Regions from separate parts of the Mus musculus genome. Here region 1 is linked to region 2. The links are chromatin contacts, found by Hi-C or POLR2A ChIA-PET in ENCODE. All regions are on one chromosome and are shown on one strand. Each heading gives the region's core, a stretch centred on a gene start or an enhancer-like site at or near the end of the contact. The rest is flanking DNA. Distances are from core to core; before and after follow the strand shown. Region 1 holds the start of Sectm1a (secreted and transmembrane 1A). Region 2 holds the start of Tex19.2 (testis expressed gene 19.2).

The links. A loop is a pair of places that touch in the nucleus more often than their neighbours do. ChIA-PET counts read pairs that join two places held with the same protein, here RNA polymerase II (POLR2A).
Region 1: a map of gastrocnemius shows a loop between it and region 2 (2.0-fold over the local background). The contact joins the promoter of Sectm1a here to the promoter of Tex19.2 in region 2. A Hi-C loop is called at or near these places in 3 of 37 maps with a recorded cell type or tissue (CH12.LX, gastrocnemius and heart). POLR2A ChIA-PET finds 5 or more read pairs at or near these places in 2 of 5 experiments (Patski and embryonic stem cell).

The regions. Positions count from the first base shown.
Region 1 is chr11:121,079,371-121,083,467 of GRCm38, forward strand. It overlaps Sectm1a (secreted and transmembrane 1A), which reads right to left and starts at 1,769. Exons shown (of 6, transcript NM_145373.2): 1 at 1,713-1,769.
Region 2 is chr11:121,116,576-121,120,784 of GRCm38, forward strand. Tex19.2 (testis expressed gene 19.2) reads right to left here and starts at 2,102. Exons shown (of 3, transcript NM_027622.3): 1 at 1,613-2,102; 2 at 1,252-1,325; 3 at 1-1,121. The coding sequence starts at 1,045. The coding sequence ends at 92.

The sequences.
Region 1 (4,097 bases), core at 519-3,018, 38 kb before region 2:
CTTTGGCTGTAGGTGTCTCAATGGACCATGCTATATAAAATACATTGCTCAGGCTCAGCACCATTGTATAATCTGCCCTGGAGCCTTGGCAAGTCATCTAAAGCCACCCCCCACTAAGACTGGTCAAAGCTACTGTTTTGTCACAGATGTCTGTCCTGTGGTGATCTAAGCTTTTTTGGGTCCCTTCTGGAGACCACCGAAGAATTCCTGGCCTCAGAGACACCACCTTTGTTCTTGTCCATCAGTAGACTTCCCTCTTCTGGGCCACAGGCTCTTTCTTCACTGCCTGCAGATGTCCTTTCAGAGACAGGGCTGTACCCCAGCTCCCCGACCTAGTTCCAGGCACAGCAGGCAGAGGGTAGACCAAGGTTTCTCCTGCCTGGAGGACATTATGTAAGGACATAATGCCAAGGGCCAGCCATCAACTGGAGACCCTCCCACCCATGGCCACAGATCCTGTTCCAGTCCCTTGGGAGAATTCAGAGCTTAGCAGTGTCACAGACCCAGTGGAGCATCTGCCTCTAGCTAAGATGTGAGGCCAGAAGCTGGAGGTCCTATCTGGCCATCTGCAGCCAGCACAGCACCCAGCTCAGTCAGATGCACAGTGGACCCTGGCTCAGATGGCAGCCAGCACATCCTTCATGGTAGTGGCCTGTTGTGTGTGTCCCCTCCGTGCCTAGCCCCCATGACATTTATGTCCTAGCATGTTACTAGGAAGCATAGCTGACACAGAAAGCCTCCACCTTTGTTGGTAACAGATATTCTCCTCCTTGCAAAACTTGAGACCTTTCAGGGCCGTACTTTCCAGAGACATCATAGCTACAACTCTTATACCCAAGACAGATAACTTGTTTTTCAAACTGCAGATATCAACTTGAAAGCGGGAGCTCTTTTGAGAGAGAGAGAGAGAGAGAGAGAGAGAGATCTTCAAAGAAAAAATAGGAGGGAGAATGGGAAGGAGTCACTGAACACCCTGGCGTCTGGCGTCTGGCTGGAAGCATGTGTGTGTATGAATGTGTGTGTGTATATGCATGTGTATGCATGTGTATGCGTGTATGTGTAAGTGTGTATGTGTGTGTACATGTATATGTGTGTATGTGTGTGCATATGTATATGTGTGTATATGTGTGCATGTGTAAATGTGCTTGTGTGTATGCATGTGTATGTGTGTCCATGTGCATGTATACGTGTACTTGTGTGTGTGTGTGTGCGCGCTGTGGGTACATGTGGGCATGTGTGAATGTTCAGGATGTGGATGTGAGAGAGGGCAAAGGTTCAGGATCCTACATAAAAGTGTGCACACAGCTTTGGGTGATGAGATGCTGCAGGAACCCGTGCTACCGGACAAGTACATTTTTGTCATTCACAGGCCTGGAGCACTCTTGGTCCTCCCTTCCTTCAAGTCCTCCACATTCATGTTTTGAGGGCAGAGAGGAGGACTCTGTGCTACCTGTCCCACTCTGTGAATGTGAAGAACTAGAGCTATGCTTGCCTCTACCCCTCCAGAGCTACGCCTGAGGCACCCGAAACACACAGGCCCTGCTGAATGCTGTCCACAGCCCTGCCTCCTGTGTTTCCTGAATCCCAGGCTGATGGCCTGGCTCTTCTTTGCTCATCCCTTATGTGAGGCAGCCCCCACTCCACAAAACCCTCAGCCCACAGAGAACCTGGGTGCCCTCAAGTCCTCTCTTCCGCACACCCCAGCCTCTCACCTGTCCCTTCTCCAGCAAGCTCTCCAATGTTACCTCCACTGCTGCCCTGGATGACTGAACTTGTCCAAGCCAACGGGAAACTGAAAGCCTGGAGGGAGGGGCTAGATGAGGCAGCCTGTCCTGTTCCTTGCCAGACACTCTGTAGGAAGGCATTCAACTTCCAGGAACTTCTCTGAGTTAATGTAACAGCACCATGAGTTTCTTAGTGATTCTCTCATGCATATGTTTTGTAGAAGTCTCGTATTAGCTTCATTAGTTGCGTCTCAGGAACCCTGGAGGAGGGTCCAGGCTTTTTCTAGGAAATCCCTGGCTGGAGCTGATGTTTGATTCAGGGTTTAGGGGCTGCTCTTTTGGGAGCTGTGTGGGTTTGTTTTCCTGCAGGGGTCAGGTCAGAATGTGCCTTAGGGTTGAGCTATGGAAGACAGCTTGGTTCATCTGGTTATCCTTGGGGTGTTTGACAGGGGTAAGATGGAATGGGCAGGAGTGACATCCTTTGTCAGCCCTACTGTAAAATGCCAGAACAGAGATCTTGCCAATCTACACTAGGGTCCTATGCCTTGTAGACAAACCCTGGAGGACACCCTGGCCCCACCTGAAATATGTCAGATTCAAGGAGACTGCAGGCATTTGACAACTGCTCCTTGCAAAGAGTTTTCGCAACAAGGATTACGTTTGAGAAGCTTCACTGTGAGAAGCAGAGACTGCTGTCCACCACTGCTATAGAAAGGACGGGCTGCTGTAGACCCAATCTTAAGCCAGCCCCATGCTCAGCTCCAGTATCCCTCATGGCTTAGCAGGGCTGTGGGGTCAGCTCAGTGCCCGCACTGTTAATTTTCTCGTGGACAGTGGAAGGAGGAGTCTATGGCTGTAGATGCAATGAGGGACCCTGGGATGATCTGCTTGTGGGGCAGGAGATAGATTGTGAGACCCTGAAGAGGGTTGGTTTACATCCCGAGTGACTTTGTGAGCTGTGATGAGACATTTATAAAGCCTATGCCCACATGAATACAGTGGACACTAGGGCAAGACTTTAGGCCCCACGGTGACTCTGTAAGGTGTCTATGGCCTTGTGTAGATCCAGTGGGAGAACACTAAGATGACTGCTCTATGGGTGAAGATCCCTGGAGGGGCTGGGCAGTAGGCATACTTTTGCACATCGAGCCTTAACTTGGCATGCTGGCACAGGGATGAATAGCAATCTCTGGACACTAAAAGAAGTCCCTACAGTCTCCAGGCACAATGCAACCAAGCCTCAAAGAAAGTTACTGATGGACAGTTGGATGTGGTTCCTCTCTGCCCCACCCTCTGCCCAATTACAGAAAGAAAAAGGAAGAAAAAGAAGCTGACTGCAACTCTGGGAGCCTGCCGCTATGGGGATGAGCAGGAGGGACCTGATGTCCCACAGGCGGAACATCTAGAACGTCACAGGTATTCAGGAAATGAGAAGGGCTAGGGACACACTGAGCCTAGGAGAATGGCCTGCAGCCCAGAGTACAGAGCTGACCACAGAGAACAATGTCCTTTGTGCTCTTTCAAAGCAGTAAGTTCCTTCAAGTTCTCAGATAAAAACAAAAAGCTCACAGCCTCCCTCAGGAAAGACAAGACCGTATGAGTGTGGAATCCAGCCGTTGCATAGGATCCTGAGGCTGGGCAGAACTCTCCAGGGTTCTGCAGAGACACCCCCCTGCCATCTCATTTCACATGGGAGAGAAATCCCAATGACCATGACCTCATGTCTTCTAGATCCTTGTCCCTGTCCCCAGACTGCAGCCCAAGTTTCTGTTGCCCTTTTCCCTGCTCTGGTTGCATCTCGCAGGCAGGGCCATCAAGGTCTTTGTATGTCTGAAGGGGCCTCTGGCCTATGGGGCAAAGCTTCCGGTGGTGAGGGGTTAAGTGATGGCTGAGGTACCAGTATCTCATCACAGAGATGCCCTTCACAGTTAAGTAAAGTTTGTTTCCTCTGAAACCGCCCACACACGGTGAAAGTGAAACCAGTTTGTGTATTTTGAAAGTAATAAGGAAAAAGAGAAGAGCAAGCAGGCTAGAATAATCCCAGCTGTACAGTGGCAGTCAGGCCAGCTTCCTTTTTAATTCTCTTTCTCCATTTCTCTTTCAGTGGTAAGCATGCTCTCTAGTCCAGCATCCCGGGTCTCTTTCAATATTCACAGCCCTGTTCCATCACATGGGTGGAGAAGGGCCACGAGTGTCCATTCAGCCTTGGCAAGTCTCCTGACCAACATCTTCTCTGCCAGGGTACTCTGCCATCTTGTATCTCACCCCCAGGTTTTCAGGGCATTATGTTTTTTGAGAACCTTTTACAATTTATTCAGTAGCATTTGAGAAGTGCCAAGTGTGTATCTCTGCTGTCTCCTGAGGCTTTATGCT
Region 2 (4,209 bases), core at 852-3,351:
GACATCCTTCAGGACCTGTGGCTGAGAGGCAACCTCTGGCTCTTCAGTCCCGGGGGGAGGGGGACCTGGGGGTGGTACAAGCACCAGTCCCTCAATTGTGTGGATCAGGGGAGGGGGAACGGAAGCAGGGCAACTCCCTCAGAGATACAACTTCTACCACAAGGAGCCTCTCCCCTGGCTCCCTGCTCCAGGACTCTGGGGTGCTATTGTGCCAGGGCAAATACGAATGCACCTTGAAGCCTCCCTTTTGTAGGCTGCAGTCAGCAGGCACCAGCTCCATCCCCAGCTCTGAGGACTCCAGGACGCTTAGCTTCCAGCGGTGCAGGTCTTGCTGTTCAGGTGCATTCTGCAGCTGGGCCACTCTCACGTCACCAGGGTCCAGCAACACCTGCCAGCGCTGGACACGGGTTCTCACGGCCCAACAGGGAGTCATTGACAGCATGTAGCAAATGGCGTCAAAGCCACCCAGAAGGAAAACGAACTTCAGGCCTACCAACCATGCTTCTGCTTCCAACGGGTCCATGGGCCAGGTGGGGCTCAACTCCAACAATACAGGTTGCCCAGGAGATGGGCTTACATTGAAAATCTCCCACCAGGACAAAGGAGGGATGAGCCAGTGGGAGCAGGGTGAAAGCCCATCAAATCTCCAGGGAAGGGCCTGGGTCCACTCAGCATCCTCAGGACCCAGATCCAGGGGTACAGCTTCCTGAGGCCCCAGCTCAGTGGGCACAGGCTGGGGTCCCTGAGCCCCAGAGCCTGCAGAGACAGAGATGCCATGTGGCAGATGACCTTGGCCCTCTCCCCCACTAAGCCCGGGCCATTCCTCGGGCTCAGACGATGCCTCTGAGAGTTCCATGGGCTCAGCATCCCACACTCCTTCTTCCCAGTCTCCCATCTCCAGCATGTTCTTAACGACGAGGAAAGCTGCCTTGAAGCAAGCAAAGCAGATCTTCATCTGTTCCCCATGGACAAGATGGTACAGCCACGCCCCATAGAGGCAGGACATGCCCTTGGCCCCATGGCGAACGCTGACTGGGGGACACATGGTCAAGAAGTCTGTCTGCAGCTAAGCGGACACACAGAGGAAGACTTGCTCGATGGTCTCAGTAGGACCATAGAGGCTAGAAATAGGTGGAAAAGGTGAGAATGAGAGAAACGGGAGAAAACAGGGCACAGTAGGAGGTCTAGGGGCTTTGGGGCTGCAGGATACGGGGCAGTGGTACGAGAACTGGGTGAGAATTAAATGAATACCTCTCTGGAGAAGTAGACAGGCTTGAGCTTCCAGAAACTTCTTCAGCTTCACACTTGCTCCAATGTCTGGAGAGCTTGAAAGGCAGAGGAAATGAGGTTTGCCTCCCCCCACCCCAGCCCCCGGGCTGCTGCAGGGCCCCCCTTGAGGAGAGGGTGTTGGAGCTCTGGCCCCCGGGGCTCCCTGCTCACTCTGGACAGGCTGGGGTGACATCAGAGTTGTCCTCAGGGCTCAAGGCCCCGACCTCACACTTGCACCCGGCTACCAACCAAAGAGGCCGGGAAGCCTACGTCAGGAGTATCTCCTCTCTGCCCACCGTGCTCACCCGGCCCAGCCCTCGGCCCAGTCCCTTTCCATCCTTACCTCCCTGACTGAGCGCCCAGGTGCCAGCTAAGGGACTCCAAAGCCAGGCTCTCCTCACTGAGCACTGAACACCGAGCGAGGACCAACAAGGCCTTATAAAGGGTCAACGGCCATGATGCTCCAGCTCATTTACATATCTCCCATGAGGCCCCAAAGCAGCAGGAAGCGAAGGCGCTGAGTCACTCTGGCCCCCAAGGTGCACATGAGGCCTGGCGCCCCCTACAGCGCGCATGCGCTGCTCCCCTGCGGACACCTGAGCACCCTGTGTGCTTCCTGTGTGCTCTAGCGGTGCCCGATGTCCCCATCCCTGTGCCTTCGAGGGACTCGAAGGCCTGGGTTCAGAGCTGGGCCCGCAGCACATCTTGTTTGGAAAAGTCGATTCCTTCTTCCCTGTCTCTTTAGTAAAAAGTTCTTTAACACTTGGGAAACTGCTCGCTCAGTTCTCAACTGCAGGCTAAGCACAGTTGCCCCTCTCTGGGTCTTTTTGTTCTCAGACTCTTTAAAGAAATTCTTTGTAGAGTTTATCCTTAGAGGAGTCTGGGACTCAGAGGAAAAACCAAGCATAAGATACAAGGTTTCCAGCAGCCTCTGGAGCTCAACCTTGACCACACAGAGGTTTATTTGTTAAAATCTGCCGCAGTCCACTCTGGACACCCCACAGGGGTGGACACTGGTGTAGTGACGTTCCTCTGTCATCACAGGGCCAGTTTCACTTCAGTAATACTCCATTAAAAGAATAAATCCCTTTATCCACTCACTTCTTGTAGAAGATCTGGTTGCTTTCTGGGGTTTGGTAATTTGGTATTTTAAAAAGCTATTACCAGTTTTGCATTGGTCTTCTAAACTTAAGCTTTTGTCTCCTTTGAATACACCCAGAGAAGCACAAAAGCCACGTTGTGAGCTAGTTGTAGTGTGTGAGAGCTGGCACAGTTTTCCAAAAGCTCTTCCTTCAGGACCAAGTGGAGTCTGAAGCCACATGAGCTTGCAAGTCCTGGAAAATGGCAGTTGTGCCCAAAACAATGAGAAGTAAATGGCCATTCGCGCGAAAAACTGATCTATCACAGTCGGAGACTGAAAGAATCCAAGCTTGAGTGAAGAGTTGCATCACGCTGGGCTACCCTCTCGCTTCAACCTCTTTTTTTTTGTCTGAAAGGGAGCAGGGTTCCTGAGGAATCTTTTTAAAAAGATACTAGAGCGTGAGTTCCAAGACAGCCAGTGCCACACAGCACTGTCTTAAAAAAACAAAAATAAACAAACAAATAAATATTGCCAGATCACAGTTAGAAATGTACGTCCCATGACTAAGCAATCAAATATATGAGCCTATGGTGGCCATTCTTATTCAAAAATGTCTTGTACTGGAGAAGTGGCTCACAACAGGCTTAAGTTCTAGCCCCAGGGGGTCGGATATCCTCTTCTAGCTACTTCACCTATACACACATGGCACACTCATACCCCCCCCCACACACACAAATACAAATAAAAATAAAACTTAAAAAAAAAGAATTATTGGGATTTGTACTGGCTGGCTTTGTGTGTCAACTTGACACAGCTGGAGTTATCACAGAGAAAGGAGCTTCAGTTGAGGAAATGCCTCCATGAGATCTAGCTGTAAGGCATTTTCTCAATTAGTGATCAAGGGGGAAAGGCCCCTTGTGGGTGGGACCATCCCTGGGCTGGTAGTCTTGGGTTCTATAAGAAAGCAGGCTGAGCAAGCCAGGGGAAGCAAGCCAGTAAAGAATATTCCTCCATGGCCTCTGCATCAGCTCCTGCTTCCTGACCTGCTTGAGTTCCAGTCCTGACTTCCTTGGTGATGAACAGCATTCAGTATGGAAGTGTAAGCCGAATAAACCCTTTCCTCCCCAACTTGCTTCTTGGTCATGATGTTTTGTCCAGTAATAGAAACCCTGACTAAGACAGGATTTGAGAGATGGTTCAGTGGTTAAGAGCACTGTTTTTCCAAGGGACCTGGGTTCAAGTCCCAGCAACCACATGGCAGCTCACAGCTAACCTTAGCTTCAGGATCTGACACCCTCACATAGACACACACACATAGACAAATAAGCAGGCAAAACACTAATGCACATAAATAATAATAAAATAAATAAAATTTTAAAAATACAAAAGAATTGTCTTTGGAGCTTCACATTGGGCACTAAACTGTTAGTGTAAAAAACACAGCTCTCAAAAGAAGCAAGAGGGGCTGGAAAGATGGCTTATCAGTTAAGAGCACTGACTGCTCCTCCAGAGGTCATGAGTTCAAATCCCATGGTGGCTCACAACCATCTGAAATGAGATCTGATGCTCTCTTCTGGGGCGTCTGAAGACAGAAACAGTATACTTATATATAATAAAATAAATAGGCTGGAGCAAGCGGGGCCGGAGTGAGCTGGAGGGGGAGAAAAAAAGAGACAGGAGATAAGTTTATTCGGAGGCTATATAAGAGTGTCTATGGCCCTAAAACATATATACCCAGTATTCCATGGTCCAAAGTGGGGAAATCCCAGCTGTATGTCTCAGGTGCTAACTGCTGACATTCTAAACTCCAGGGAGTTAATGGGCCTTGTAGAAGGATCAGTGTAGTTCTGGAAACATTA